Regions from separate parts of the Mus musculus genome. Here all the other regions are linked to region 1. A link is a loop called in an ENCODE intact Hi-C map of the cell type or tissue named here. Cell type or tissue: heart. All regions are shown on one strand. Links, peaks and the distances in the headings refer to the core of each region. The heading gives the core; the rest is flanking DNA. Region 1 holds the start of Neil1 (nei endonuclease VIII-like 1 (E. coli)). Region 2 holds the start of Clk3 (CDC-like kinase 3). Region 3 holds the start of Ppcdc (phosphopantothenoylcysteine decarboxylase).

Evidence for each region. Hi-C counts contacts between places; a loop is a spot of excess contacts. Peaks named below come from ENCODE experiments on the same cell type or tissue, not always from the same donor. Only the 100,000 strongest peaks of a DNase experiment are listed, where the experiment ranks them.
Region 2: it touches region 1 in a loop (15-fold over the local background); 2 of 42 quality-filtered maps call a loop at or near these places.
Region 3: it touches region 1 in a loop (4-fold over the local background); 6 of 42 quality-filtered maps call a loop at or near these places.

The regions. Positions count from the first base shown.
Region 1 is chr9:57,142,911-57,153,150 of GRCm38, forward strand. It overlaps Neil1 (nei endonuclease VIII-like 1 (E. coli)), which reads right to left and starts at 5,395. Exons shown (of 10, transcript NM_028347.3): 1 at 5,174-5,395; 2 at 3,691-4,147; 3 at 2,188-2,307; 4 at 2,035-2,098; 5 at 1,728-1,827; 6 at 1,277-1,404; 7 at 1,069-1,096; 8 at 848-909; 9 at 541-703; 10 at 1-416. The coding sequence starts at 4,124. The coding sequence ends at 346. In heart, for the core only: a CTCF peak has its summit at 5,323; DNase peaks (open chromatin) are centred at 3,741, 4,841 and 5,361; H3K4me3 peaks cover 2,077 bases; H3K27ac peaks cover 1,853 bases.
Region 2 is chr9:57,757,524-57,767,763 of GRCm38, forward strand. It overlaps Clk3 (CDC-like kinase 3), which reads right to left and starts at 7,591. Exons shown (of 13, transcript NM_007713.5): 1 at 7,551-7,591; 2 at 4,193-4,344; 3 at 3,301-3,517; 4 at 1,104-1,200; 5 at 761-827. The coding sequence starts at 4,344. Gm32510 (a long non-coding RNA gene) reads left to right here and starts at 9,927. Exons shown (of 3, transcript XR_870786.2): 1 at 9,927-10,017. In heart, for the core only: CTCF peaks have their summits at 2,037 (motif pointing left), 5,356, 7,161, 8,001 and 1 weaker place; DNase peaks (open chromatin) are centred at 1,948, 6,838, 7,648, 8,448 and 4 weaker places; H3K4me3 peaks cover 4,172 bases; H3K27ac peaks cover 4,364 bases.
Region 3 is chr9:57,434,687-57,444,926 of GRCm38, forward strand. It overlaps Ppcdc (phosphopantothenoylcysteine decarboxylase), which reads right to left and starts at 5,428. Exons shown (of 7, transcript NM_176831.5): 1 at 5,384-5,428; 2 at 2,731-2,796; 3 at 217-399. The coding sequence starts at 351. Scamp5 (secretory carrier membrane protein 5) reads right to left here. Exons shown (of 7, transcript NM_020270.3): 7 at 6,641-9,178. The coding sequence ends at 8,984. In heart, for the core only: no CTCF peak of the experiment used is centred there; a DNase peak (open chromatin) is centred at 5,425; H3K4me3 peaks cover 1,171 bases; H3K27ac peaks cover 3,491 bases.

The sequences.
Region 1 (10,240 bases), core at 1,219-9,218:
CCAGCTTGGTCTACAGAGTGAGTTCCAGGACAGCCAGGGCTACACAGAGAAACCCTTGTTTTGAAAAAGTAGACAACAGCAAATCAGTGAGTGGAGTGTGGCAGCTTGGCTCACACCTGTAACCCCGGCAACCATGGACATGGAGCAGAAAGACCAAACGGGAGTTCAATGTCATCTTCAGATCCACATGGGTTCAAGGATAGGACATACAAAGCCCTGCCCCCAAAAAACAGTTATGCAGGAAAAGTCACGGGGCCTAGGGCATGCAGCCCTACAAATACTGCTTTTAGGGATTCAGACATGCCCCAGGATTCACAGCAAGTCATCAGGGAAGGAGACCTCCATCTATGAAGCTGAACTCTCCCCAGCCTCCCTGGGTCGGGTGTCAGGTATAGTCTTTGGGCGTCTGCGGTGGCCTGTGTGGAGAGCAAGGGAGGCAGTGACTGTGTGTCCTCCCCCTGTTGACCCTGCACTATCTCCCGTCCTCCCTCGAGAGCCACTCCCAGGGGTCCCTCTTCCCGGCTCAAGAAGGATGCTCACCTGTGCTCGCCCGTTGCCCCCTCCTCTTCCCTTTCTCAGGAGCTGTAGGGGTTTCCTGGTTTTGTTGGAGGCCGGCCCCTTCAGACTGTTGAGCTATTCTCTTAGGAGGGTGCTTCCTGGCCCTCCGCATCCTGGAAACGGACTTGCTTGAAAGTGGAAGGTCCTGGGTAGAAATGGTCCTTACTGAATTTTCTTCTAGCAGTTTACATGTTCGCTAGGGCCGACTGCTGACATTACCCACTGGGCCCCAACCCTCCCATGATTGGCCTGGCCAGTGCAAGTGCAGAGGCAGGTGTGGCAGCCATACCTCTTTCCTGTCCTCAGCCCCCAGCTGTGTCTCCTGTGACTTCTTTTTTTGGGATCTGCCCCCTGTAGAATGTTCTATTGGAGCTAGAGAGCTCAAGGGCTTCAGCCCCTCTCTAGACTCTTACTGCAGTGTGATTCCAAGGCTGGAGAGGGGTGGGAGGATGGGTATCCAAAGCCATGGGGGTTTTTGGCTCTTTATTTCTTACATTATGAGCTACTTACCTTTGGGTGCCAAGGGTCCGGGATCACCCTGAAATGGAATGGAGACAACTCTGGAGTCAACCTGGTTTGATGAAGGGGCAGTTTTACTTGGAGTGGCAAGGCCATATCCTTACTTATCTCTCCGTGACTCAGACCTCTAGCTTCTACCTTGTTATCCCACCAGCTTCCCTGGGGTCTCCATTCGCCAATATGAGTATAGGGCTCGAACCTGGAACCAGATGGTACGGCCATGCCGGTCTCGCAGGGAGCTCATGCCTGGCACACCATAGCACCGAAGCCAGGCTCGAAAGGCAGCAAAATCCTCCTCTCCACGCTCTGGCCCATAGCCTTTGCCCCCTGAGGGACAGAGGAACTGGTCAGAGGTGAGAGGGTCGTGTGGGGTGGGAGGAACAGTGAGCCTGGTTCAACCTGATCCAGGCCACACTGCCTCCTCTCACTGTGACTAGGCCTGTGTTCCCCCGCTCTGGGTCCTGGCCTCTCCATCAGCAAGGCCAAATCTCTACCCCACCTGCTGCATAGAAGGCTGGTAGAAAGTGGAAACTTGCCAAGAGACCTGGTCTGTTGAACAAACTCCCATCCCTTGAGCCAGGACAGCTGTCCAGCACCTTACAGAGGCTAAGGTAGAGGCCGCCGGCCATCTTGACCTCCCCAGGCCTCACCCAGCTGAACCACTTCCTTGGGCACCAAGTGACACAGTTCCAGCAGGTCTGGGTTCTGTAGTTTGGCCTTGATCTTCTGGCTCAGGGTCAGCTCTGGGCTCTAAAGGTGGGTATGGGCAGAAACAAGGTGTCAACACAGGGTACTCACACACAATGGACTTCTATAAGCTTGGCAAGACCTTTAGTGTGGTTTACACCCACTCCACACACATGGTGGGCTAAGGCAGACACAACTGACTCTACCCACACCCTTGCCACCCACTCTAGCAGGAGAGCCAGCACACACATGCTTGCTCACTGTCCTCACCGGCCGGCACTGTTGCAGGGCCTCTAGAACTGTACGAGCCTTCTCAAAAGGAGGGATCTTCAGCCTGGAGTGGTGGGGAGGGCCCATGCTAAGTAGTGGATGTGGTCACCCATGTCCCACCCCAGCCATTGTACCCAGAGCCTGTCTGCTGACCGGTACAGGATCTCTGCCCGCAGATAGTTGCCAATGCCATTGAAGAACCTCTGGTCCAACAAGGCCTCACAGATGGGCCGGTCAAAGGCTTTGTCTGATAGGTTCCGAAGTACGTTCTCTCTGCAGGGACACAGGCTGGATGCATGAGACCCATCCTACATCCCAGGATTGGGAAGAAGAGCTGGGGAGTCTGATCCTGAGTGCAAGGACAAACCATTCCAGCTCCCTCTGGTCTCCGTACTATTTGGGCAGCTGGAGCCTCAGTTTTTCTATTTGTTAAATGGGAAAAAAAAATCTAGGATTAAGTTTATTTTTCAGCCAGGCATGGTGATTCTCACCTGTAAATCCTAACACTTGGGAGGCTGAGACAAGAAGAGAGGCGAGTTTGGGGCCAGGCAGGGCTACATAAAAAGGCCCTGTGTGTGTGCGCGCGCGCGCGCGCGCGCGTGTGTGCACATGTGTACATACACACAAACACACACACACAGGCCTGGTGTGATGTGCCAAGGCGTGGCAGCACACCTGTAATCCTAACACTGGGAAGGCTGAGACAGTAATCCCACTGCCATGAGGATGTAGCAAATCCTGGAATAGAGTGAAGTCCAGTCTCAGCCCCCTGACCCCAAAGTGTGAAGGACCAGAAGGTGGCGGGATGAGTGTGATGAGGATTAAAAAAAAAAAAAAGTAGATGCTCCAGTGTGGTTCTGCCCTCCATCCCCAAGGCACCCAGCCGGTGGACTGCAAACAGCTTTGAGGTCTATCAAGAGACTTAACAGGACCAGCAGCCAAGCAGCCTTTGGTCCCCAACTTCCCAGAAAAGACCAAGCAACAATAACCCAGGGCTATTCTGTGACACCAGAGATGTGACCAAGTGTAGGGCTCCGCAGAAGCACATCATCTATTTCCAGGGAGGAAAATGAGAACGGGCCAGGTCCTCTCCAGGCTTACACCCCTCAAGTTCTTGCCAGCAAGGCTTTCCTCCAAGATTTAAACAGCTTCCCAGTCTCCATCAGCCAAACCCCAGCTTGAAGGTCACTTCCCTAGAATGGCCATGCCTCCTGAGATCCCCACCTTTGGCCAAAGTCTCCTGGCCCCATCTTACCCGCACGTCATCAATGTGGTGAAAGTTTGCTTTGCCCACTGCTGTCCCCTACAGAGCCTGTCTCACAGCAGAGACCCTTATTGCCTCTTTAGAGGCAGGTTCTGATGACAGGGACGGTCACAGAGGAAGCCCCAGGACATAGACAGGTAAGCAGTCAGAACAGAGAACCAAAACTTGACTCAGAAACTCAATCACTAGGCTATCCTCTCCCCACTGTGCAAGCTTGTTTCTTAAGTACTACAAAAGCCTGATGCTGTTTCTGTATCCTCAGACCTCCGGCTGGTCTCCCTCCTTTGGGCTGCCCTCTCATAGACACCATCTCGATAGATGAGGGACTGAGGCTTAGTAGAGGGCTGGGATTTGTTTCTTATTGGTCTAGTGCTCCACATACCCAGGCCTACCTGAACCGTTCATACTCCAGCAAGACACAGGGTCCACGGCCTGGTTGCCATTCACCCCCAGGATCCCAGTGGCCAAAGCGACGGATGTCTACGAAGCAAAGGGCAAGCCGGGGAGCAGGTGGGGCTGTGTAAAAACGTAGATGGGCGTGGCGGGGCAGTGCCTCTGCGGGTACCAGCTGGAAGGATCCTGACATCCCAAAGCGGAAGACAAGGGACAGTGGCTTCTGAGGGGGCTGGGACCCAGGCAGGGGGCTCAATGTCAAGCGCAGCTCCTTGCCTCGGGCTAAAGCTGAGATGTGGTAGGCACTGCTCTCAAAGGGCACCTCCGGGTTCCGGCTGACAGAGGACTTCTCCACACACCCACCAAATACCAGCCCCTTACATGTCTCATTCACAAAGTGGCTGGCCAGGTGCAGCTCTGGGCCCTCTGGCATTCTGAAGGAGGAATGGCTGGGCCCTGTAGTAGGAAGAGGACAACAGGTCGTGCCAGAAATGTCTTGTTCAGTAGGAATTATTACCAAGTTTGTACAGAGGAAAAGTCAGAGACACAGAGAGGCATAGCGCCATATAGGATAGGCAAAGAAATGGTGGCCTGGCCACCCATCCAAGGTACTGGGTACCAGGAAGCTGAAGCTGGGAGGCACATGGCTGTCTTGCTCACTGGTGCTTTCCTTCCATGGCCTCCACACCTCGCTTTAGAATACAGTTCAGATTCTTGCTGGAGCCTATTACCTTGTGTCCCCCAATCCCTCCTACCCACTTACAAACCTGTTCCTCCCCAACTCCTGGCCTTTGCCCCTGCTGCCTCCCATCCCACACACAGTAGGAAGTTTGAAGGAGGCCTTCTCTCTCCCTAATCCACATCTTAACTTAGGAGCTCCCAAAGTTCAAAGCTACTCAGCATCTGTTCTAGCACCTCACGGCACCCAAGGCAAAGCTCGGGTCACTCATCCACTACAGCTCAATCAGGCCCTGAATCTGTCTACATCCATGGAGGTAGAAACTCAAATGTGCGCTGGACCAATGGGATTGACCTAGCCTGCCATGGTCACCCAGGCAGAAGAGAGAGGCTTTCTCCCGGCTGCCTTCTTGTCAGGACAGGAGGCAGAAGTAGGAGAAGGGTAAGCTCCAATCTGTGCACAGCCCTGTTCTCATGGATCCCTGGGGTGCCAGGAAGGACAGGGCTCTCGTTCTTTGTCCTCACCACCCTCCTCTATCCCTCACCTCGCGCTTTGCTACTAGCAAGATCTGAGGAGAAGGTAGGTAGGGAAGACGGGCGGTTTTAAAGTAGACGCGTTGGGGGCTTGGCACCAAAAAGGGTTCGGTTTGCGGAAAACCTTCAGAGTCCTAGTTTTGCGAGGTGTGAGATAGCGCACACACCCAACAAAATTTTGGTTTCTCTGTCTTTCCCGGGCTCCCAGATCCTTTAGATCTTCACCTTTACTGAGACCCCGAATCGCCCCCATTAAAGTTGAATGAATACCTGCTCTGGTTACTGCTCAACCTGAGGCAGCAGCCAGTAAGGGGTTAATCCCAGCAGTCTGCCGAACTTCAGAGCACGCTGGGAAAGGCTAGAGACACTCTGGTACCTGCTGGGAAATGTAGTTTTCTCAGGCAGGCGGCGCAGTATGGAATGGAGTTCCTTATTTATGAGAATCCCGGGTGTTGGGCAAGCTTTGGAGCAGTCGCGTAACCCGGAGGTGACGAAAGAACTGTGAGCAGAGCCTTGTTCCGAACTGGTGCCCGGAGTCGCAGCTGCGTCTGCAGTTGAAGTCACCAGTTAGCCTGGCCAGGATTGACGCCAGCAGCCGGAAACGGCGCTGTGTAGAGCCACAAGCAGCTGTATGCGAGGCATACACAGGTGCAAGATAAACAATCCCTGGGGACCCAAGATGGCCGTGTCAATGAGCAGTCAGATGTAACATATAAACAACTTTATCACGGCCTGCGGGAGCTAGGGGGCCGAGAGGGGGGAGTGCATCCGGCAATACCACAGGGGCTTATATCTGGGGCAGCACTAGGTAAAGTCAGGAGTTAGGCACAAAAGCTTGGTTTGACTGTCACAACCTCAGGCAAAAAAAAAAAAAAAAAAAGTGTCGGCAAGATACCTTTTGCCAGGCACAAGGGATCGATTCAAAGTTCAGGAACAGAAGCTGAGGAAGGCCTGTGTGGCTGCCGCAGGGGTGAGTGGTGATGGGTAGGCTAGGGGAGAACAAGAGGAGAGAAACATTGGTGAGGCTAAGCCTCAAACGTCCCTGGGAGATGGAAGCAGCATTATTAAAACGTATAAAAGAGAAAGAAAGCCTCTGCAGGTGCGTTGTGCTGACCAACAGCGGAGACTCACCCTTTTACACACTTATTTCTCTTGTTCCTCCAGTCACCCATTTACTCATTTCTTATATTTTTTAGGAGAGGACGGTTAAAGAGAGGGTCTTGCTATGTATTCCTCATTGTCCTGGGCCTCAGACTGGTTCCCAGCTTCCCCTGATCTTCTCTTCAGCCTCCTCAGTAAGAACTGGGATGATAGGAAAGGGCCACTGTCGTGGTTTGAATGAGAATGGCCTCCACAGGCTTCCCGTCTCATCAGGCGGCTGTACTCACGTGTTCAAGCATGAACTAGCAAGCTCGCACACACATGGGGTGGGGAGGGAGATGATAAAAATGTCTTAAGAAACACAGCGTGTGGAATATAAGCAGAGTGGAATATTATACACTGCCTGCCACAGGTAGCAGCATAGGTGATTTTGAGGATATTATGCTAGGTGGTAGGTAGGTCAGTTACAGAAGGACAAACACTGAGATTCCATTTATGTGAGAAGTCCACATTAATCAGACACACAGAGTGAGGAGAAAGATTGTTGAAGATGGGGTAGGGGAGGAGAGGTTGATAGTAGGAATAAAGTTCCAGTTGCCTAAGATGAGCAAGTGCAGCATGCGGTCTGTAGCTAACACTGTTGTACAGCAAACTCTCTGTTGGATTCTTTTTTATTGTCGTTGTGCTGTGTATATGATGTGTGTGTGTGTGTGGGAGGTATTCATGTACCACAGTGCACATGCGGAAGTCGGAGTCAGGTCTCTCTGGCCAGTTGAAGCAGGCCTCTCTTGTTTATGCTGCTGTACTGCACTCCAGGCTGGCTGGCCCCAGAGCTTCTGAACAGCTCTCCCGCCTGCACCTCCCATCTCCCTCTCCATTTAAGAGGAGTTTTGAGGTTCTAGATGCTGGCTATAACATGGGTTTCCCACCTCAGAAAGCAAACGCCTCTACCCCTGAGCCATCTTGCTGGCCCGTGTTAACTGTTCTTGTCACAAATCAGGGAGTATATTTTATCTTCTGCTCCCTAATTTGCCCGTGTAGTTATTCTCAGTAGCTCATTCTTCGTGAAATTCAAATATTCTCTCCTGTACAGAAGCCACTTTGTTTATGCAGTTTACGCCTGGAGGACATCTGGGTATGTACCTGTGATTGTTTCTCAACCACCATGCAAATATCCACTTTCACATCAACATTTAAAATCTTTTTTTAAAATGCAGGGACTCTCTATGTAGCCCTGGCTTTCCTGGGAACTGGCTCTGTAGATCAAGCTGGCTTTGAACTCACAGAGATCCACCTGTCTCTGCTTCAGCTTTTCCCCCTTTTTCTTTGGGTTTTTCAGACAGGGTTTCTCTGCCCTTGCCCTGGCTGTTCTGGAACTTTCTCTGTAGACCAGGCTGGCCTCAACTCATAGAGATCTGCCTGCCTCTGTCTCCCGAGTGCTGAGACTACAGGTGTGCACCGCTGCTCCCCGGCTTCCCAGCTTAACATTTTAATGTTGCTTTTTACCATGTGGGGGTGGGGTTCACATGTGCCCTGGAGTGTGTATCTGTGAAGGTCAGGTGACAATTTTCCGGAGTTCATTCTTCCTTTCACTATGCAGACCTCAGAGATTAAACTCAGGTCACCAGGCTTGGGGACAGTGACCCACTGAGCCATCTCACGGGACCCCCTAATCAACACTTCATCCAAAGGTTTCTAACCTTTGATGATTTGCCACAATCAACATTTTTTGTTTATTTGTGGCCGAGGATTGAACCCAGGGCATTGTGAATTCTGGGCAAACTCTCTACCTCTGAGCTCTATCACCAACCTTTTTAAAAAAGATTTATTTTAAGACAACAGTTTTAGTAAGCTGTGAAAACTGCCATCCTCCTGTCTCAGCCTCTCAAGTACTGAGATTAGGGATGTGAGCCACAAGGCTACAGAGAGGTTAAATGAGAAATCAGAGCCCTTTAGCCTTTTCTCCTTTGTTCTGGAGGGTGTAGCCATTTTGGGCAAATGCTGCTTAGTGAGTTCACTAAGAAGCCTCCCCAGGAAGACCCTATGACCATGCCCAAAATCCTGTTTCAGCCTCTGGGGCAGCTGGGATGGTAGGTTTGTACCAGTGGCCTAGCTCCCCACTTGAGATCTACTTAGCAATTGTGGAATATTGACCTCCTTCTCCTCCTATCCCTCTTCCTACTCCTTTTTTTGATGTCTCCTGTATCTTACTTGCTTGTATAGCAAAGCTGAACTTGGACCCTAATCCTCTGCCTTCATTTCCCAGGTGCTGGGATTACAGGTGTGCACCACTGTGTCAGGCTGTATTCTATTAATACTTATATAGCAACTATTTGCAATTTCTGTAAAAATGAGTTTCACCTTACTGACTATGACTTTGTTTTTGTTTTGATGGAGGGTGGGGGTGGATAGCAATTCCCTCTTTATGTAGCCCTGGCTGTCCTGGAACTCATTATGTAGATCAGGTTGACCTTCCTGCCTCTACTTCCAGAGAGCTGAGATTAAAGGTGTAATCCACCCATGCTGACTATGTTTTTTTTAAAGTATTATATATTTATTTTTATTTATACATGTACACTGTAGCTGTCTTCAGACACACCAGAAGAGGGCATCAGATCTCATTACAGATACTTGTGAGCCACCATGTGGTTGCTGGAATTTGAACTCAGGACCTCTGGAAGAGTAGTCAGTGCTCTTAACTGCTGAGCCATCTCACCAGCCCCAAGATCTTTCTTTTTTTTGGGGAGGGGGGGTTTGAGACAGGGTTTCTCTGTATAGCCCTGGCTGTCCTGGAACTCACTTTGTAGACAGGGCTGGCCTTGAACGCAGAAATCCGCCTGCCTCTGCCTCCTGAGTGCTGGGATTAAAGGCGTGCGCCACCACGCCCAGCTCAGTCAGTACTCTTAACCATCCTTTTGGCCCCCATGTCTGCTTTCTTGATTTGTAGCATCTTTGATAGAAATGCTGTATGTTATGTTACTTTGTGGTTAGAAAATCAGCCTGCAGAGATACTGTCTCTACTTAAAAAAAAAAAAAAAAAAGTGTGTTAGCAAACAGGTGCTGGGTTTAAAGGCCTGCGCCACCATACCTGGTGCTTTTAACCAGTTTTTAGACTGATTTTGGTGCAGCGACTGTGTCCAATAGTGACAAACTGCATAGGTATGCTTTAAGGGTGCTTTTTCCTCCTTGTCCTTTTGAACTTAGGAATTTGTAAACAGTTTTCCTTCCTAACAATTCTTTCATGTGTATGAGTGTTGAACTTGCATGTATATGTGTGCACCATGTGCATATAGTTCTGGCCTAGGGAAGACACGGGATCTCCAGGAACTGGAGTGACAGACAGCTGGGAGCTGCCATGGAGGAGCTGGGAATGGAGCGTGGGTCCTCTCACAGAGCAGCCGGTGCTAACCGCTCAGCATTCTCTACAGGCCCAGGTTTTTAATTAATTCGTTAATTAGTTAATTAATTTAATTAAGTAACCAATTTAATTAATTAAAGATGGTGTCTCACGTCACACAGTCAGGCCGGAATATTGCCGTGGATGACCTTGAAGTCCTGAAACCCCCGACCACAGTTTGGAGTATTAAAGTGAAGTGGGCTCGCTGCTGCACCCTGCTGCACCCTGCTGCATCCTGCTGCATCCAACACCTTTAAAAGCATTGCAGCTGGGAGTGCTGAGAAGCAGAAGCAATTGAGGCCTTTATGACCAGTTCCAGGTGCTGGAATTACACAGTGAGCCCTAGCTCAAAAAAGGAACAAAAGCAAACATCACTGTAGTACTTACCCCACATGCAGCTATTGGAAGAGCATTCAGCAGCAGGGCTTCCGAAACGTAGAAATGCAATTCTTACCCTACAGAAATTCAGAGTGGCACTAGGCATGGTGATTTCTGCCTATAATTCCAATCTGGACCCTGAGCCAAAGGATTAAATGAAGTCAGCCTGGGCGTCCTGTCCTGTTCTCTCTCTCTCTCTCTCTCTCTCTCTTTCCTTCAAGACAATGACTCACTCTATAGCCTGACTGGTAATACACCAGTCAGGCTCCTGAATATTGTTAGGGTTACAGGTGTGAGGGACAACCGCCTGCCTCAGTCCCTAGCTTATTCTGATGCTCAAATGATCTCCCTTTGGGTAGTGAGATTGGTTGGCTTCTTTGGACAGCTTCCTCACACAGTGAGATGTTCCAGGTTTTCCCTGCCCTGACTCTACAGTGAGCCTTTTTGCAAGGAGCAACTGG
Region 2 (10,240 bases), core at 742-8,741, 610 kb after region 1:
CTACAGGGAAGGAAGCAGACTCTAGGCTGACAGATGATAAGCAGTAAGTGTTATACTGCTAGGATTGGAGAGAATGATCTGGCCCCAGCATTATGGCACATACAGGTACTGCCTTCCCAGCCAGCATGGACTACTCATGACCCTAGCCGCACTGGGGTAGTTGGTAGCTGTTTGGTGAGAAAGGCCAAAGTCTCATTTCCTTCGGCTGGGATCTCTCAGGAAGACATGGGAGGGGCAAAAGTACTATCAGGCCAAGCCAGCAGCATCCTCAACCTTCTGGCCAAGGGGAGAGGCCACTACTTTAGCCTTCTGAAACAAGGTCCCTCCCCACAGCCGTCTTATCTTTAACATAGATGTAACTCATTTCAAAGGAAGCCCCTGGCCCTGCTGGCAGAGATGAAGTCCACCTCCTCTGGCCCTGCACTGACTCCCTTTGTATTCTTTAAAGGTTCCCAGGACCTTATATGTACCTTTTCCTCTGCCCAAGAAACCAGATAGATGAAGCCTGGCCAAAAATATCCAAAAGCTCATGGGATGCAGCACTGGGCCACATATCCAATGCCACAGCTGAGAAGTGGGTAACCAGGGAGGAGGCACACACTAGCTAAAAGTTCTTGTAGTGATGTCACAGGCTTGTCAAACCCCAAGGATGCCTCCCTTATTTCATGAGATCAGCAAACCCAACACATCCAGCAATGGTGCGGCCCTCCAAAAAGAGCTGCACTAGCTCTTTCAAGGATGTTTGTACCAGCACGCTCACCTGGCATGGTCCAAGCACTCCACCACCTTGCCAAAGGTGCCTTCACCCAGGTTCCCCACGATCTCATCTGTGAGAAAGAAGAAGCTGGGCATGAGAGTCTGGAGGGTAGGAGGGTGGCAGCTCCTGCAAGTTCACAGCATTCAAATCCTCAAAAACAACAAAGGTTCTTGCTCACTGCTACACTCTTTAAAACAGAAGTTGCTAGTGTCTGTGTCATTCAGGCAATTACTGGTGGCCCCACTAAGGCGCCACGCGCACTAGAGGCCCCTCCACGCAGGAGAGGTCTCATCTAACAAGGGGGGTAGAAAGTAGAGAGGTAAAGTTTTACGAAAGGTGGCTGTACATCGCTCTTGGAGCCAATCGCCGATCCGGCACACCAGGTGGCCCTCCTTGTCATCTTCCACACTCCGGCTGCTGCGCTTACTGCTCTGTTGGCTTCTCTGCATGCACCGCCCCCCGAAACGCCATCCGACCAATCGCATGGTAGGCGGTTCCGATTGACAGATTGAGGTGTCAGTCAAAGGCAGAGGTGGAGACGGTGAGGAGCCGGTGGGTTGGTTGGTTGGATTTTCCAGATCCCAGCATTTCATAAGGCACACAGCATATATAACGATAGGGATATTGCAAGGGACACGTCAAGACACAAACTGACTTCAAAACAGAAAAGCAAAAACAGCTACAGGTATGTAAGAAAACTCGGACATTATCTCTAAGAAGAGTGCCACAAATGCTCAGAAAGATGTCCAGCCTATGACACAGAGGGGCCAGGCCCCGAGGACAGCCACAGCCCTGACTCCCTCCTCTTCTAGTCTCCCCCTCCCTGACCCTCCCGTGACTCTGGCCAGAGCTGAAGACGACGCAAAAAAGGCGGCTGGCCCAACCTGGGTCCAGCCTTCTGGACAGGTTGTAGGGCTATCCTGGCTTCAGCAGCAACAGTATGCTCACCCTTTCTTTGCCTGCCTCTGCTGGTCCACACAGCCTTACAACATATTCAACAGCTGCCACGTAGAACCAAGCTACTACCTGCCCCCACATGACATCCTTGGCCAGACTTAACCAACTACCAGAAACAGACTTCTGCCAGCAGCCCTCCTGCCACCAAACTCCAGCAGGAAATGAGCCTGGCTGAGATCCTTTGGGCTGGCCGACCTTCAGGCCCCAAGCCAGCTCCTGACCTGGCCTTAGGACTTGTGCCACTCCTAAGCCAGACCCAGCCCACGACGACAGAGGGCACCAAAAATAAGCAGAGCACCAGACTTGCACTGCCACCCAGTGGCAGCATACGGCACTGTGTGAGGCCACAAGCCATGATTGATTCACCGGCAAGTCAACCTTCAGCTCACACCACTCAGGTCAAGCGCTGGGTAGAGAAGATACCTTCACCAAACCCACCACTACTAAGAGGCCGCTTGGCCAGCAGGAGGACAACACGGGGAGAACAAACAGGAAGAAGAGAAGACAGCACATAGCCTTGTAAACACGAGTGACCTTCCTTTTCCATGGGATTGAATACAGTGTGGGCTCTTGGTCTGTTCCACACACCACCCTAGAATGCTGGCCAAGCTCTGGTCTTTAAGTGGCCTGCAACAAGGTGAGGCCTGGGATCTCACCACGCAGACAGCTGCCTCTCCTTACCGTAAGTAGCACACCTACAAAGGAACAAGGTAGAAGAGAGCCTGGCTGGAGGTCTGATGAGAAGCTTCCAACCTGAGCTGACTGACAGGGCAAAGTGATGTGCTCTTACAGACCAGCAACTTGGAAAAGTAAACACAGAAATTCAAGACCCATATCAAAAAAAGAAAAGCCTAGGAAGCCAGGCGGTGGTGCCCAGCACTCAGGAAGTAGAGGGAAAAGGATCATGAGTTTTAGGCTAGGTTGGAATACATAAGACTTTCAAAAACAAAGAGGAGGTGTAGGGAATGGGGTGTGATACAGTTCAGTGGTAGAGTATCTGCCTCGTATGTATGGGCCCTGGGTTGGACTCCCAGCATTTAAAAAAGAAAAATAAAATTAACTGGTAAAGTGTCCCCTTTTTATTGGGTAATAACAGACTCTGGTCCTCTGGGAGAGGAGGACTGTGGAGATGAGGCTGCAGAGAAGGTCAAATCCACACTCATCAAAGCACTTAGCTATGGGGTGGGCCCGATGGGGACAGACCTGATGTGAAGAAGACCAGGCCATATAGCCCCAAACCACAAACAACAATCTTAGTACCAGCCCTGAGAAGTGTGTCCCAATCATGTGTACCATGTAGCCTGTGTATGGAACAGTGGAAAGATATAGACAGGCTGGAAATCAGCCAACGCCGGAGCCAGAGCCCTTATAGTTGCCACTGGCAAGGGGCCAGAAAATGGAAGGCATACCATCCTTGCTCAGTCCTATACCAGACAGCACACACGCACACACACACCTCATGTGTGTACCCACAATGGTGTATGTACACAGGGTTGCCAGTACTCACCCAGACCAGCTAGCCTGAGAGAAGCGAGAAAGAGGTGAGGCCTTTAGGCCCCTATTAGCACACTCTGGCCACCACTCACCGAGGAAGCACTGCTACAAGACCTGGTACGGCGTTTGTGACAGTGGTGGGCATGCTTGCGGGTACGGTACGGCGCCCTCTCTCGTGACCGTCTCCGATGTCGAGAACGTGAAGACCCATAGCAGTCCTCTCCAAAAGATGGGCTCCGCTCTTCACACCGATACGTATCACTGTCACGGTGTTCCCGGTACCTCCGCTGGTAGGGTATACGATCATGGCTGCCAAGAGGGGGTAGCAAGATGAGTCAAGAAGGCCTACTAGCCAGGTTCCTGCTGCAGGGTTCCTACTAGCCAGCAGGCAAGAGGCCTTTGGCAGGGCCCCTGCAAAGGCTCTCAAGGAAAGCCTGTTAGAGCTGAAGTATCCAGGCTGAGGGGGAGTGAACAGGGCAAGAGAAGGTACAAAGATACAAAGCTTATTCTCCAGAGCCTTAGGTAATGACAGTGTCCCTCTAGTGCCACAGTGTCCCTCTAATGCCACAGAGGGAGGAAGAAGAAGGGGAGCACAGGAAGGCCTCCAAGAATAGCAGAGTTGACCAGGCTGCTACAACTGTAACTTTGGTCTGGGGACTTAGATAGGACTTGGGACCAGTCTTTCAAGGCTAGGGTGATGTTCCTACTTCTACTGAGGAAGACTCAGGGGTAGGGTACTGGCCTAGAAAATACAGAGGGAGAGAGACCACTCTGACAAAGAAAGAAAGGATGACAAGGAAGGTAACTTCTGTTGAGGCCAGGAAAAGGAAGCAAGCACAGGCAAGGATCCCAGAGAGGTCAGGGCAAGAATCTACGGGCGGCTGGGCAGAAGCAGCCATCTAAAGGAGCCTGAGAGCAGCAGAGCTCTGGGCCATTCTACTCATCTAGCTGAGGAAAGCTTCTTCCCACCCAGATCCCACTCACCTTCTGGACCGTGATCTCCGTGGGGGAGGCTCCCTTCGGGATGGGTATCGTAGTCGACCTTCATGCTCCCGACTGTAAGACCGCCTCCTCTTCCAGCGGTAGCTCAGGTATGGGTCTGGCTCTGGGGAACGGTATCGCTTACAGTGATGCATCTAGGCCACAAGAAAGAGAAAGCCCTGCTCAACACACAGCTCACTGCTTCCAGCCACAGGGCTGCCTGGTGCAGCCAGGTGCTCCTGAAGAAGAGGCCCATTGTTCTGTTTAGGGGTAGCCCCTCCCAGGGGTTTATGAAGTAAAGAAGAACTCTGATGTCACAGTGACAGAACAGCAGACAATGGGTGGATGACTCCCTCCTCTGCCAAGTGAATAAACAAACAGGTGCCTCTCCAGCCTGGCCCAGGGGCCTGAACACTCAAACTATGCAAGCCAGGGCCCAGATACAGAAGTAGATGTAGTGGGATGCTGAGCACTGCCACGGGGATGCCAAGGACAGGAGGAATGGAGAGGTTTTTTGCTCAATTTCTTCATGCCTATGGGATCCTATAACCTAAATGTTCTAGAAGCCTGGAGCTAATGAACTGGTGGCACAGAGCCAAAGTACTAAACTGAAACTTGCCTGGCTAAAGCAATGAACTGGACTCAACTCAAAGAAATTCAAAACTCTTCAGTCAGTGAGGAACCACAGTAGAAATGAGAACTCTGACCCTTGAGCAAAGACACAATGTCTCACCAATAGTCCCTACTCCTATCAGGTTCCAGCCAAGTGGGCCTGGGCCCAGAAGGCCTGCCCAGCTCTTGCTGACCCATCCAGAGTATCAGCCCAGAAAGGAGCCACAATCAGGTATCTAAGCTGCTTGCCTGAGGCAAATTTTAGTGGCCCTCAGACCAACTAGAGTCCCATACCAGGTGCTTCCTCTTTAACAGCATCATAGCCATCCCTTCTAGCTCCTCCTACTCCGGCACTCTTTCTTGTGCCCTATCTCTGAAGGAGCCAAGAAGACGTGGCTGTAGGTCTACACTGGGAAGTAGGACAAGTATTCCTTAACCACGGAGTACTTAGATCCAATACCGGAGACTCCCAAATGGGATCAGCAGCCAGTTCAGAGAGATGGCTACGTGAGTCTGGCACCGTTTTCACCCATATCCAGCCCCTTCACATTTTGTCCACCAGATGGCCAGGCATGAGAGCACAGCTTGTTTGCTTTCCAAGCCTTCAATTGCTCACACCCAACCTCTAGTAGTGCATAGTCCTAGGCTTGCCTGGCCAAGCACCTTTTAAACAAATCCATCAAGGCTGCTCCATCTCACCAGCACAGTCCAAAGATGAAATAGGTACTTGTGTATGAGCAGGATTGGGAGGCAATTTATGTAAACCTCTGGGAGCCCTAAGAAAGGCACTGTTGTTTTCACACTTATCTGAATGTCCCCCACCCCATGACCTTATGACAGGTGCTCAGGCTGTAGCCTGAAAGCAGTAGCCCATGTCTCACCAACTGACCCAAAAGACAACCTACTGGCCAGGCATACATCTTCCCAAAAGGCAAAGTGGTCCTGCCCATCCTCACCAGGCAGACAGAGCACCCTAAGCATCCTATCTGGAGGATGTTGTAATGCGGTCTAATCTACAGCAGACCAAAATTTTCCTTCTGGGACCTAAGTGGATTTCTATGACCACATATGTCTACTTGAGTGGAAAGTCACAGCCTCAGAGTCGAATGCCAACCTGCTCCACAGCAATACCACTTCACTGTTGCCTTTAGGCAAGTTATTAAACCACTTTAAGCTTCAGCCTCCTCTTGAAACAAGGGAACAATAATCTCTTACAGGCTCCATAGGAATTAAATGTCTGCCCTATAAAGTCAAAAGCCTAGCACAGGTTTGGGCCACAAGAAGTACTAAAGACAGCCTTTCATTAGCACTGAGAAGGTTCCGGCTAACACTCAGGGCTATGTTGAATGCCTTAATTTATAATTCCTTCCAAGGGACCGGGTAGGAAGTTTTGGCAGGAAACCTTGAACTCGATCCCAGTGTTGCCACTTACTGGCCCTGTGGCCTTATACAAGTCACTCTAGACCTAAATTGTCATGCCTGAAAAATGAAGATAACACCTCTCATACTGGCAAAGATGGCCCAATATTTTGGCCATGAAGTACCACACATAGGCAGTAATGGAGATAATCTCCCTTGCAACGCATCCCAGGCAGGTGAAAAATGGGAGCTACCAGGTGGCCCATGTCCTCCTCCCAGCCAGGTCGTTTGAGCCTATTTCTCACAAATTCTCCGATTCCATGAGTCCTCGGCAAAGAAGCTTTTTAAAACGTAAAGGCCACAATTATGCTTTGGGAGGCTCTGCTCTGAACAATGAAGAAAAAGGCAATGTGACCAATGAGACCAAGTTACTGGATGCCAATTTTTCTATGAGCACAGGCCTCTCTGGCTTCTCATTTGCTGTTCCTGGCTAGAGAACCGGGCTAACAAGAAGAGCAGCCAGCCAGGTCAGCGGCTGCCCTCCCGGATTCCTGCCACCCAAGCGACCCATGGTTATTTTTGGCTGGCAGTGCCCCACCACTGCAACCTCAAACCTGCCACCTCGCAATCTGCGGCTGCCACCGGGCAAAAACGCTCCTCCTTTTCAAGGGCACGGAGGAGGGAAACTGGAAGGCCGCCAACTCCGCCTTGATGGGGGCTAGACTCTGGCAATTCCCACCCAAGCATCAGGGCACCCGCACCCGGAACTAAAGCATAGAGGCTCCCGACCGGACCGAGGAGCAGCCTGGACATTTGTACTCCTGGCTTGGTCTGGCCCATTCTCCGGGATGGAGCGGTTCCATCATAACAAAACACGGAGGGGGCCGGCGGCCCGCACTCGAGTCCCTTCCTTCTGCCCGAATCCCAGGGATCTCAGAGCCCCGTTCCCCGTAACCGCCAAGGGAAGACCCGGCGACCAAAGGGATGGCCAGCCTGGGCCAGAATCAAACTCCAGGCGGCGCGCGAAGGAGATCTGCGGGCTAAGCCTCGAGCTCGGGGCAGGGAAAGCCTTTCCAGGATAGCCTAGGTCGGACGCGACCCAGCCAGCGGGCCGGCGCGGGACCCAAAGGGAAGCCTCCCAGCCGGCTCCGAGGCCGCTGGAGCTCCGCCTCCAACACCGCGGGAACCAGAAAAGGGGTCTGCAGTGACCGCCCTCAGGGAGAGAAGCGGCGGGTCAGGGGTGAGAGGTCGGGACCGCGGCCTGACGTGGGCCGAAGAGGGAAATAGGTCCAAGCCGAGACCCGACCGGGTGGCACGGTACCCGTACCGGCGTGGCCGTCCCCACCGACTCACCCCAGCTGCCCGGCCACGGGCTCGGGCCCACACTCACCGTCTCCCAGGCTCCGGCTGCGGCTAGGCCCCACTCCCCACTCCGAGCGCCTCTTCCGCTTCCGGCTCTGGCCTCCGCCCGTGGCAGCACCGCCCCCTCGCGTGACGCAGCCGTCGGCGGCCCGGGCTCGACCCGGCCCAGAGGCCTGACCGCTCTAGCCCCGAACTCGCAGACTCTGGGGGACTGGCCTGCCCCGCCAGGGTCCGGGCGACATCGGTGGAGGTCTCTTCCCGGAGGTCCCGGGAGCAGCCTCGGGCCGCGGCCTGCCCCTCTCCGTGTGGTGCTGCACGTAGGCCCCCGAGGCCGCATCGGTGCGCGACCACGGTCTGAGGACGGCTCTGGGCCTAAAGGAGGAACCCACCGGACTGCCAGGCTGGGGCCGCTTCCCCGCCGCGGCCCAGCTGTGCTCGCCAGCCTCTTCCTGCGCGCGGAGAGGACCGGCATTGTTCTCCCGGGGCCCGGGAGGGCGCTAGAGACGAAGGCGGTCGGTGCGCCCGGGCAGAGGAAGGCGGGCGCGACTCCGCTTGCGCGCAAGAAGCAAACGACACATTCTGCTCTCGGCTTGTGCGGGTTTTTTGAAAGTCCTGGTGCCACGCCCCAGCTGGCTCGAGCGAGCAGTCTCCGGGAAGATCCCCGCGAGCCTCGGCGGTGGGGTCTGACGGAGAAATCGTCCCCTTCCCTTGAACACCTCAGAGCGTCTTGCTGTCAGTCTTGCTAGGAAACCCGCGCCACACAAAAGCCCCGAGCCGCGCCGCGCTCCCGCTCTGCCACTCGAGTCACTCAGCCCGTCCTTTCGCTGCGGCATCGGGCGTGAGGCACCCAGTCTAGACCCCTCCCACCTACTGTCCAACGCTTTGTCGTGGCAGGATCATGAGGTCTTATTTTTTTTTTTTTCAGAAGAGAATACAAGTCGCGGTCCTTTGGTTGGGCCTCGCTTTGACAGCGTCCCCGCCCCCGCGCGTCGCGCAGCCAAGCGGGCGGGTGCCGCGCCTAATTGCCCCACGCCACGCGAGGTCCGCGAGGCTGCGGCGGCCGGCCAGGGCGGGGCATAGCTTTAGGATCTTGCTGACTCAACGCGGACAGCCAGGGTTTCCCAGGTGTCCCCTCCCCGTACGGGATGCGCGCCCACCAGGTGCTGTGGCTCCCTAGGCCCCCCTGCAGTGATGAAACTGCCTTTAGAGAGCTTTGCCTCTGGTTCTGACGTAATGGCCCGGCATCTTCATCACCAACCAAGTAAAAGCGGTTGAGTTAAAAAGCTGGGTGATTATGTTTTGCAAACTCAAACTGACTCATAGTCACCTTCCAACCCCACAGACATTCAACAGCCATTTCAACTGCTTCTGCCCGAGTCCTGCCCCATTGGTTTCCAGCCTAGAAGCCAAAGATTGAAATATCCAGGCGTCAGAAGATGCAGCTCCCACCTGAGGCCAGGCCCACACTGATAGAATTTCCTTCGTTCACAGGTTTCTGTGGTGTCGTCACCTCCTACCAATGCTGCCCAGCCATGTTTCCATGGCTACGGGAAAATAGCATCCTCCAGTTTAAGGCCGACATCCTCAAAAAGTTCCCATCTCCTGCCCTACCCCAAGTGTCAGAAATGAGATAATTTAGACCGTCTTCCTGCCTACCATCCTAACAGGAAAAATCAGGGCCATCTGCCTACAGCCCCCACTCTCTCTACAGAGAGGACTTCTTGCTGACAGCTGATATAGGAGCTGTCTCCTAGCCCTGTCCTCTCCAGAGGCTGCAGCTTGGCCTTCCTCCTGGATGGTCTCCCATTAGACCTTCGTCCTCTTGTCTCTCTTCATAAAACCTAGCAGAAGAAAAGAACTGGTTCTGAAGTAAAGTTAGGTTGATGAACGTCTCCCGGCATACACATCTCATCTCTGTGGTACTCTGTTGAGAGGAACCTTGGAACCGCTCCTCCACCCCTTGCTCAGCCCTGCGCTCCCCCAGAAGGAGACTTGCTGCTTACCCACTGCTCCAAAGCACCAGCTTCCACCAGCCTGTGCCCTGGGCCTGTCAAGCCTTTTCTGTGTGCCTGGTCTGTAGCTTGACTCCAGGGCACCAAGGTGATGTCCCGTTCTGCTTGTACTCAACTCCTACAGCTTCTATTTCTCTCTACCTTTCTTTTCCCCTCCCAGGTTCGTGGGCCCCAGTGCTCTCTCTTCTGTCTGCCCTTGAATTCTCCTCTGCTATATCTAGCTTTGTCCTGCCTGGAATGAATTGATGTACATTTGAGCCTCAGCTCTAAAGTCACCTCCCTGGAAAGTATCTTGGGAGAGGTCAGGTTCTTCTCTGTGCTGTGATGCCACTCTCTTGGCTCTCACCCAATACTCTGCACTTGATCTTAGCCAAAAGGCCGAGAAGCGATCACCCAATACTCTGGAAGTTCAACACAGCTTTGCTTCCCAAATCGGGCAAGAAACACCCTAACTCTGGAAGTCTCGCTTCCTCTTGGGCCTAGGTAGGGTGGACTTGTGGATGTTATGCCAGAGTGTAGGATCAGTCCTCACAGCCTGTTTTAGAGTGAACTTGGGTGATGCTGATGTAGGAAGACAAGGAGGGGCTTTGGGCCTGGAGTGGAGAGAGTCAATCTGCTTAAAGGGGGAGGGGCCTGCTGGAAGGTGGTGCCAACCTAAGAGGGACAAAGTTCTGGGAATATAAGATATGTAGGTGAGCACGGGGTC
Region 3 (10,240 bases), core at 864-8,863, 290 kb after region 1:
GTGTGTGGGGTCACACCCTGCCTACACCATCTCACTTAATCTAGCTCCTGCTTATCTTATACACTAGTCTGTCTCCTGTGTGCCTCACTCACCAGCACACACAGAGGATCTCCTTCTATACAGACCAGGATTAAGGGGAAAGAAAATCCCATGCCCTGCAGACGCAGGACTCCTTAGTGCCAGAAGCCACTGCACTCATCTTGAGAAGATACTCACCCCAGGAACGTCCAACAGCTTAGATACCAGGAGAGGCAGCTTCAGAGCGGCCACGCTGCCAGTGACGCCCACAAGAACACGGAACTTCCTCTCCTCTGAGGGGACGGCGGCTGGGCATGGGGCCTTTGGTTCCATGTGAGGTCTGGTGGCTTTCTGGGGGCTGAGGAAGCCTGGGTCTAGAATCTAAAAGAGAAGAAAGGGCATCCTCTTCATTCAGTCACAGAACAAGGGGCATGTGGCATGCCCTAGGCCATCTAAATGCCGGAGTTGCTGTGGGCTTTAAAAGTCCCAGCTTCTGGGAGCACGCGGTATGATGACCAAGTCAGGCCTCCTCTCCATACACTGCTCTAAGAGCCATACCTATGCCATGGCTGCCCAGGGACTGTCTCAGAGACCGTGTCACATAAAGGTACCGTTCAGGCTGAGTCTGAAGGATGAGCACTTTTTCAGGCAAGAAGAAATGACTTCAAATGGAATAACCCTGCAAAGTGCAGAGGTCTGAAGGAGAATGGCATGGCAGAGAACACGGTGTCAGTTATGAGAGACGCTGAAGAGTCCCGAGGAGGGGTAGGAGGGACCAGCCGGGCTGCATGGTCCCTCAGATCTGGGCCAGAATATCAAGGGAGGTGAGAACCTGGTGCTTTGTTGTGAGAAAGCAATGTCGGTGCTGGTGATGTGTGAGAGGGCCGAGACCGGGGGGAGTTACTGGGGTGTGCCTGGCTGGCTGGCTGGTGAAGCAGACAGAGAGGACAAGGTACTTGGATGCCAGTGGATTGGAACCACAGGCAAGGAGAATTCGTCTGGAGCCAGCTCTGTAGCCTGTCCCATCCTTGTGCACCAGGCTGAGTTCCAAAACACAAACTGACTTCTAAGAGTCAAATACGACGCAGTGGGCCACTCCACAGGAGCAGCTGACTGGGTTCCTCCTCCGGCTGATGCTCACATCAGAACCTCTACCCTGGAGGCTGGGCCAGCACACCTCGCTCCATCAGCCACAGTCACTGAGAACCAAACCCTGAGCAGAGAAGTGTGGAAGACAGCACTGCTGCTTTTAGGGACTCTGTGGATGTCGGGATGGCCCTTTTCTCCATGGAACCTTTTCAATGATCTCTCGCGGTTTAGACGTCAGGCCTTTGCCTTTGCTTCTTCCTCTACCAGCAATCTCCCTAAGGATGACCAGATTAACCACCACCCACCTCTTACCTCACCATCACGGCCCTGATTATCTGCTGGATGAATAAACAGTACACAGTACCTGCCCTGGGAAGCAAGAGTCCCGGGTCCTGTCCAAGGCTGTACTCCTGACCTGGTGTGTGATCTTGCGTCAGGATCATTCCCTCCCCCAAACCCTTTACTTATATGAAAGGCATAGGAACAGTTGATTTCTGAAGCCTCATCCAGTGCAGCGTGAATCAATGCAAAAGATGGTGCTAAGTGGCTCTTTCTATGAAAGGTCAAGGTCAGCCACGGGAGGAGAACCCAGTAGCTCCAGCTCCCTCCATGCCTGGGTAACCACAGGGGGCCTCTCTGCATTTGCCTGTAACCTTTAGGTATATATCCACTAGAGCTGAGGTGATTCCAGGTACCCATCTCAAAGGGGTTAAGCACAGATTAGTTCCCTAGGCACAACTCCCAACCGTAAAGTTCACCTTGCCAGTACTTTTTAAAGATCTACTTTATATATTCACTATTCATGTGTGTGGGCACTGTTTAGGTCTGTCTGACGGTTGACTGCATGTATGTCTCATGTGTGTGGGTATTCTGACTGCATGTATGTCTGTGCATCACTTGTGAAAAGTGCCCAAAGAGGCCAGAAAAGGGTGTCAGGTCCTCTGGAATTGGAGTTATAGGTGGTTATGACCTGCCACGCGGGTCTAAAAAAATTGAACGGAGGTCCTCTACAAGAGAAAGCTCACTTAACCACTGCGCCTTCTCTCTACCCAAGCCCTACCACCAATACCGAATCCTTGCTACAATAAAGAGCTGTAATCAGGACCAGGCTTGTTAAGAGACATGAGCCCACCCAAAGTTTGGGGAGCGCTGTTAACAACTGACAATGTCCATGGGACCTACTACCAGCTTCTCCCAGAGTACATCATTAGTAGGTGAGAGACAGGTCTGGGTTTTGTTATTGTTTAATTATTTTAAATTATGTGTGTACATGTGAGTATGTGCACTTGAATGTAGGTGCTCTGAGGCCAGAGGCATCCGGTCACCTTGAAGTTGGAGTACTGGGCAGTTGTGAGCTACGTGACTCGGTGTACACACAGAGACAGGAATAGAACTTGGGTTCTCTGTGAGAGCAGAACAGAAGCCATCTCTCCAGCTCCATAAGAAGCACATCCATTTTATTTTTCTCTTTTTGGTTTGGTTTTCCAAGACAGGTTTCTCTGTGTAACAGACCACTGGCAGTCCTGGAACTCGCTTTGTAGACTAGGCTGCCCTCAAACTGACAGAACTTTGAGCCCCAATGCTTGTTGAAAAGCACAGTTTTGAATCTCCAGGAAAACTTACCTGTCAGTCCTCAAACCTTGACCCCGTTGTCCTTCTTCAGTCAAATGTGGCAAGAACAGGAGAGTCCTGTAAAAAAGACGCACAATTCCATGTGCAGTCCCTGGACCTCAAAAAGATAACATTCCTAAGAGTCATGTTACAGAAAGCTGTCGGCTAAACTGGAGGCAGGACTCTGCTGCTCACTCAGCTGTTCTCCACAGAAGGCACAATGTTCTGCGGCCCAAGAAACATCATTTGTTCTGAGGCCCAAGCTTTGCTCAGGACCAAAACCATTCTTCTTGGCGAAGGGTTTGGGGGGAGATAGAAAGAAAGAGAGAGATAGAGAGACAGAGACAGACACACAGAGAGAGATACACAGAGAGAGAATAGAAACCAGATTATTTAGCCCACATTTGGAAGCAAGGTTGATTTGTTCATCCTGAGTCCCAGGAAAGGTGGCCGGTAGCAAAAGGTTGTTTGCTCTCTAAGATCAAATTCCAGCCAGTTTAGTCTCCTTCTCCATCCAGTTTCCACTAACGCCTTTTGACTTTTAAATGTTTTATTTGTTAACACAGTCAGGATGACTAGAAGCAGTACCTTACCTCCTGGGTTCCTGTCACTCACAGGAACAGCAGAGAAGAGTGGACAAGCAGGCAGCGGGTTATGAGACTGAAGGGTTGTGATTCCTAAGCTCAGGGATGAGGGCGGCCAGCCGTGAAGGTAAAGCACTGCCAGAAACCTGCGCCTTCTCTCTCCTTCAGAGAGACACAAAGATCCTCTGCTTATGTAATAAGTATAACTTCCAAAACACAGTAGCCAGAGAGAAACTTTTGCACACGTAGAAACGGTCCCTATCTGTGCTTCTTCCTAGCTGGTTAACAACGCCCCTTCTGATGCTTCAGAGCACGGATTTTCCTGCACACTTCCTTTAGCTCTGGCAGACAGTTAAGATGGTAGACCACCCTCCATCTTAACCACAGAGCCCACTGGTTCAGACCAAGATAAGGCTGTACATGTTTGCATTCCCTGACCTATCATGCTGGTCCAGAAGTGTCCAGCATTATAATATCTGAACATTATAATATCTGATTCTCTCCCACCACTACTGACCCTCCCAAGAAAAAAACAAAAAACAAGCTTATTTTATCACATGGTGCAATGTTCCCTTTCAACCTCCAGAGTCGAGCTTGAGTCACTCTTGGCCATCCTTGGACTTCAGATTAATTTTTCTTCCCACCCTCATAGACTGAGGTACACATACAAGGGATACACTTGATGCGCTGGCTACCTAGACCAGTCTTATATTCTAAGCTGCATATGCAGGGAACAATTTTTTTTCATATTTTTACTTGACCTTTATTATAACCACAGAACTTACACTTAGTCTTATGTATATTTCAAGAAAAAGTAGGGTTTGGTGGCACATGCCTTTAATCCCAGCACTTGGAATGCAGAAACAAACAGATTTCTAGGAGTTGAGATTCGAACATACTAAGTCCTGTAGCTAGGGCTACACAGTGAGACCCTGAGAGGGAGAGGGAGGGAGGAGAGGGAGGGAAAGAGAAAAAAACGAGGGGGAGAATGGAGGGGAAGGGAGAGAGAAATTTAAGAGAGACACAGAGAGAACACATACACAGCAGAGAAAGAGGCCTCTGTGTGAGACTATAATTCTCTCAGTTTAATCAAGGACAAAGTATAAAATTTCCATGTATACCTACCAGTAATAGAATGGGCAAGAATGTAGCCAAGAAAATGTGACCACAGGATACGGGCAAGACTGTAGCCAAGAAAGTGTGACCACACTGCACCTAAGGAATGCTGGTTGCAGCCAAAATGTTTGGCTTTCCAATGGATGTCTCAAACCGGAAGTAGGCATGTTTGCCTCTAAAGTTACTGCAGTTTCATCTGTACACCTCTTGAGGACACGTGTCAGGAAGATACATCACAGCCTTGCTGGTTCCCAGCTGCTAGAAAGAAGCAGAAGACCCCAGCTCCCAAACACGCATCACTTCCTGCAGCTGGGAATCTCTCCTGCCCACTATCTAGTTCTGGCTTCCAATATTCCAAACGTCGGTGACGGTGACATTTTTTTTTCTGACAAAAACTGCTCTAACTCTAATTTGAAATGCCACTCGGCAAGTTTAGGGTTTAAGCATCTAAATACTGCCAGCGTTCTCCTTTCTCTCGTTTATGATTATAAAATACAATTTGAGGCACGTTGGCTCAGCAAGGTAGCTTGCAGACAAGTCTGAGGCCCTGAATGAGGGCGGGACTTACAGGGTAGAACTGAGTCCTGCAGGTCGTCCTATGACCTCAACACGCACGCTGTGACAGCCACCCCTCTTACAAAATAAACGTAATTTAAAAAAAAAAAAAAAAGTTTGTATTTCGGGGCGGTCCTAAATCTTTGGGAGGGGGGCACCTTATGCTGCAGTTTTTCAAAGGTAAGCGTCAAGTGTGGGTGTCTTTTAAACTAAGGATAGAGCATGATATCTGCGGGCACCGGTGCAGCTGCATAGCCCCCAATTCTGAGACTGGAGTCACACCTATAGCCCCACATCTGACACATTACACATGGACCTTCACGCGGACCCACAGCGACCAGAGGAGCTTCTCCCACCGCCCCACCCGGCGGCACCACCGACACAGCTTTCCCGCCCCTTCCACTGCTCACCAGCTCCAGGATACCCGCAAGTATCGCGGTATCTAGGCGCCTTTCCGGCTCTAAATGACTCCAGAGAAAGCGAGTGATCGCATGGCCTTCTGGGAGTCGTGGTCTATTTCTGTGGCTTCTGGGAGTTGTAGTCATTGGGGCTCCCTGTGCAAGGCTAAAGCCACATTAGGCAGGGGAGCCGCGACATTGAAAGGCTCACTTTGAGCAATCTTTTTCTTTTTTTCTTTTTTTTCTTTCTTTCTTTCTCTCTCTCTCCCTCTTTCTCTTTCTTTCCTTCTTTCTTTTTCTTTTTCTTTCCTTCCTTTTCTTTCTTTTTCTTTTCTTTCTCTCTTTCTTTCTTTCTTTCTTTCCTTTCTCTCTCTCTTTCAATAACTGGCATGTCTGAAACTTAGAACTCTGCCAGCTTCTGCCTCATAAGTGCTGGGATCAAAGGGGTGTGCTACCGTGCCCATTGCTACTTGAGAGGAATCTTGAGAGATGACCATCACAGAGGATCTAGACAACATTCTTAGAGAGCACATCTTTGGCAAAGCCTAGGCACATTCGAATCGTTGTAGTCATTACCCTGCAGCAATCAGAAATTTCAAGAACTTACATGTTCATTGAGCCCACTCAATCAGCTTCAAGAGACCCACCATGGGAGCTAAGGAAGGCCAGTCTTCTAGTCCTAACACTAAGGGCTATGGTGGTTTGAATATGCTTAGCCCAGGGAATTAGGAACAATTAGGAAGTATGGCCTTGTTGGAGTGGGTGTGGCCTTGTTGGAGGAAGTGTGTCACTGTGGGGGTGGGCAAATATATCTTCCTAGCCACCTGAGGCCAGTCTTCTCTTGACTGCCTTTGGAATAAGTTATAGAACTCTCAGCTTCTGTAGCACCATGACTGCTTGGATGCTGCCATACTTCCCGCCTTGACAATACTGGACTGAGCCTCTGAACTTGCAAGCCAGTCTCAGTTAAATGTTATCCTTTTATAACAGTTGCCTTGGTCGTGGTGTCTCTTCACAGCAATGGAAACCCTAAGTCACAGACACAGTCAGGCCATGCGCCTCACTCAGTGTTACAGGCCACTCCTATTTCCTAACTGGTAGTTGTGGCAACTACTTCATGGCCTACTCAGGGCTGCTTCAGAGGAAGGATCACAAAATACATGGTTTTTGGCATCACAGATCCACTCAACTCAATTCCACAACCCTGCTTCACATCCCACATCAAGGCTTCATTGAGACCCACATGGAGACAAGTAACACAGAGGGACATACAGGGTCAAATGATCCCTTTATTATATTCATCCAGTTACACAGATAGACACTGGCTCGGGCAGGTCAACTGCCAATGAGGGGATAGTTTGTGTCTCTCAGAAACAAGGGGCAGTGGGCACCAGGAGAATGCAAAAGCAGGTCACTGGCTGGCGACAGACAGGAGGACTCCCAGCATCCACCAGGCCCTCCCACCCCTCAAGCAAACCATCTGTGCCCGGCCCCATCTCTCTCACTCTCTCCTCATCAAAGTGCATAGTTGCCTGAAGATGCAGCATCCCAGTGCCTGAGCAGCTGGGCCAGACACTGGTGACAGGCTTTCCCAAGGGCAGTGCCAGGCATGGCCAATAGGTGTGAGCCAGGAAAGAGGAGAGGCCGATAGGACAGGAAGTTGACTGGGGGTAACACCCAACAGCTGTGGATGCTAGGCTGGCAGCTGGATCACAGCTTTCCTGGAAGTAACAGAGGACTAAGAGAAAGGGAGCTGGGAGAAGGGAAGAGGAGGAAGAGCCTAGCCCTAGAATCTCTCAGGGTAGCAGGAGCTATGACAACTGCTCTCCATAGAGAAAACAGTAGGGGAGAGAATCAACTAAGCCTAGGGAGTCAACAGGAAAGGAACTTTCCAGACACTCTTGGATTCTCTTACAAGGAAGAAGCTGAAAAATCAAAGCTCAAGGTGGCCTGAAACCAAGTCTTAGGGTCCAAGGCAAACCAATGTGGTATGGTTTTCCAGTCTCCCTAGCCTAGGTGGGTTTCTGTTGCAAGGAGATGAGAAACAGCCAGCTGCTCCTTGGTAAGGCCTACCCACCTCAGGCCTCATGCAGAGGAATAAGATACCAGACAATGTCCACACCCTGCTTGAAAGATACAGTCCCAGGAACTAAGATCAGTCTAGAGAGAGATGAGGGTTCTAAGAGAACTAAGGAAAGGCCTGGAATCGAATCCTGTCGTTCTCGTGAATGGAAGAGGAGGGAAGGACAGAACACTAAACTAAAAACTAAAGGCAGAGCCATCCTGCCCTTCCTCCTGCCAACCAGGAATCCTACTCAGGACATTGTGCTTGCAGCTTGAACTGGGCCTGGGAGCATCTCTGCAGAATGTGTCCTGTAGCCAGGACAAGGGAGACTGGAGAGGTGAACTACCCTCTCAATGGGTCCTATTTGACTTCTCCTCAGATCTTCCCCCTTCAGACCTAACCTTCTGACCTCTATCCTTTCTGCCAGACTCAATTAGAACAGCTACTCCTTCCAGGAATCCAGTGGTCACTTTGAGAAGCTAGAAGCCCTTCTGAGCTGGGGCCAGCCACACCTCCCCCAGCGACCAATGATGCCCTCTGTTCCACCACGGCCTTTACACCTGGCAAGTGCCTCATACAAGCCAGCGGGAAATGCAGAGCGGCTCAAGGTGGATCTGGGCAGCAAGGGGTGGAAGCCAGGAGAGGGAAAAGGAGATGCCTGCCTCTGCGGGCCAGGCTTGCAGAATCAAGGAGATCAGCTCTGCATTTCCATTCCCCCCCCTCCCCCGTATCAAGTACCAAATGGGCTCAGAATCCCCAAGCTGGGTGCCCCTTCCACGTCAGGGTTGGCTGAGCTCCCATGTCAGCTTCCTGGAACTGGGGAGCGGATTGGGGGTATCTGGGTAGTCTTAAAAGCAGACATAACTGAGACACCCCGCTTTAGGAAGACAACGAAAAGCTACATGGGGAGGAAAAAGATCACGGAGGAGCCAGCTAGGGAAATGAGCACAAAGAATCTCACAATGAGGGAGGAACGAGGGGAAGAGGAGGTGGAGGGAGGACTACAGGGAGCAAGGGGACATCCTCTCTGTCCCATCGCCTAGAACCTGCCTATCACCATGAACACTAATACTGTTGCTTCCCAATGGGACTAAAGGCAGAAATAGCTTAGGCTCATCACCCTGCACAAGGTATCTGGCTCCCTGCTAGGCCTCCCCCTGGCCTGTGGAGTCTCTGGGCCAGGGTCAGAGGGGACAACCTGATGGATGGAGGGGGCTGGTTTAGTTCTAAACATACATCTAGCACCACAACAAGAGATCGCCACTGTACATTATCTCACAAGGGGACATAGGCTTGGCTACCAATGCACAGAAAACACTTCTTGTGCAGTGCAAAGTTCCCAGAGGACCCAAAGGTGGGGGCAGGGATAGACATATACATATACGTACACACATATATATATATATATATATAACTCTGATTCTTTGTACAAAGTTGGGGAGGAGAAAAGGGAAGGGGGAACCCTGCTTGGTCACCACACAGAAGATGTGGCTTAAGCCCCCTGTCCCACTGGCCCCCAGCCCTGCCTCCTGGTGGGCTTGGCTGGCTCACATCTCATTGGAGTACGTGTAGTTGGGAGTGGCAGAATACTGAGTCTGCGGTTGATTCATGGCACCCTGAGCAGCCCCCATGGCTGCATTCTGGGCTGCCTGCTGCACATGTGGGTTCTTCCACGCTCCAGTGGTCCATTCCTCCTGAGCCTTGCTGAAACTGCCTCCGCTACCCCGGTAGAACTTATGAACCTGCAGAAGCAACCACAGGGAATGGTTAAGCAGAGGACAGCACGCAGGGCACAGTGTTGCACCCTGCAAGCCCTAAAGGGGCAAGGAGGATCATGATTTAAGAGGCTGTCTAGAAAACAAAAATAAAAATAAATAAAAGGCCAGGAGCGGTAACTGCCACGCGCCTGTAACCCCAGCCCTTGGGGAGACAATGGCACGTAATTCTTCAATACATGTTGAGTTTGAGGTCAGCCTGGGTTTCATAAGTCCCTATCTCAAAAAAAAAAAAAATTGAAGCTGAGCACTATGGCACCCGCCTTTAATCCCAGCACTTGGGAGGCAGAGGCAGGTGGATTTCTGAGTTCGAGGCTAGCCTGGTCCTCAGAGTGAGTTCCAGGATAGCCAGACAGGGCTACAGAAAAATCCTGTCTAAAAAGCCAAAAATAACAATAATAACAATAGCAACAACAACAAAACAATAATAATGTTTTAAAAAATTGGGTGGGCAGCTATTCAGGAAACAGATAGGATCCTTTTGTGAAAAATTAGTCCTCCTTGGGGGCTGGAGAGATGGCTCAGCGGTTGAGAGCACTGACTGCTCTTCCAGAGATCCTGTGTTCAATTCCCAGCAACCACATGGTGGCTCACAGTCATCTGTAATGGAACCCAATGCCCTCATCTGGTGGGTCTGAAGACAGCTACAGTAGTGTACTCACATACATAAAATAAATAAATCTTTAAAAAAAAAAGAAAGAAAGAAAGAAAAGAAAAATCAGCTCACGGAGTAAGTAACTCAGACTTCTGTGTTCTGTGTCTGTGTGTCTGTGTGTGTTGTGTGTGTGTGTGTGTGTGTGTGTGTGTGTGTCTATGTGAGAGAGAGAGAGAGAGAGAGAACGAACCTCTAGTCTCAGTTCTTGCCTTCCACCTAGTTTAAGACAAGGTTTCTTGGTTTTTCTGCCACCGTGTGCATCAGGCTAGCTGGCCCACAGGTCTCCTGTCTCCATTTCCCATCTTGCCACAGGAGCGCTAGGATTACAGCTCACGGTGCCTGGCTTTACACAGGTTCCAGGAAATCACACTCAG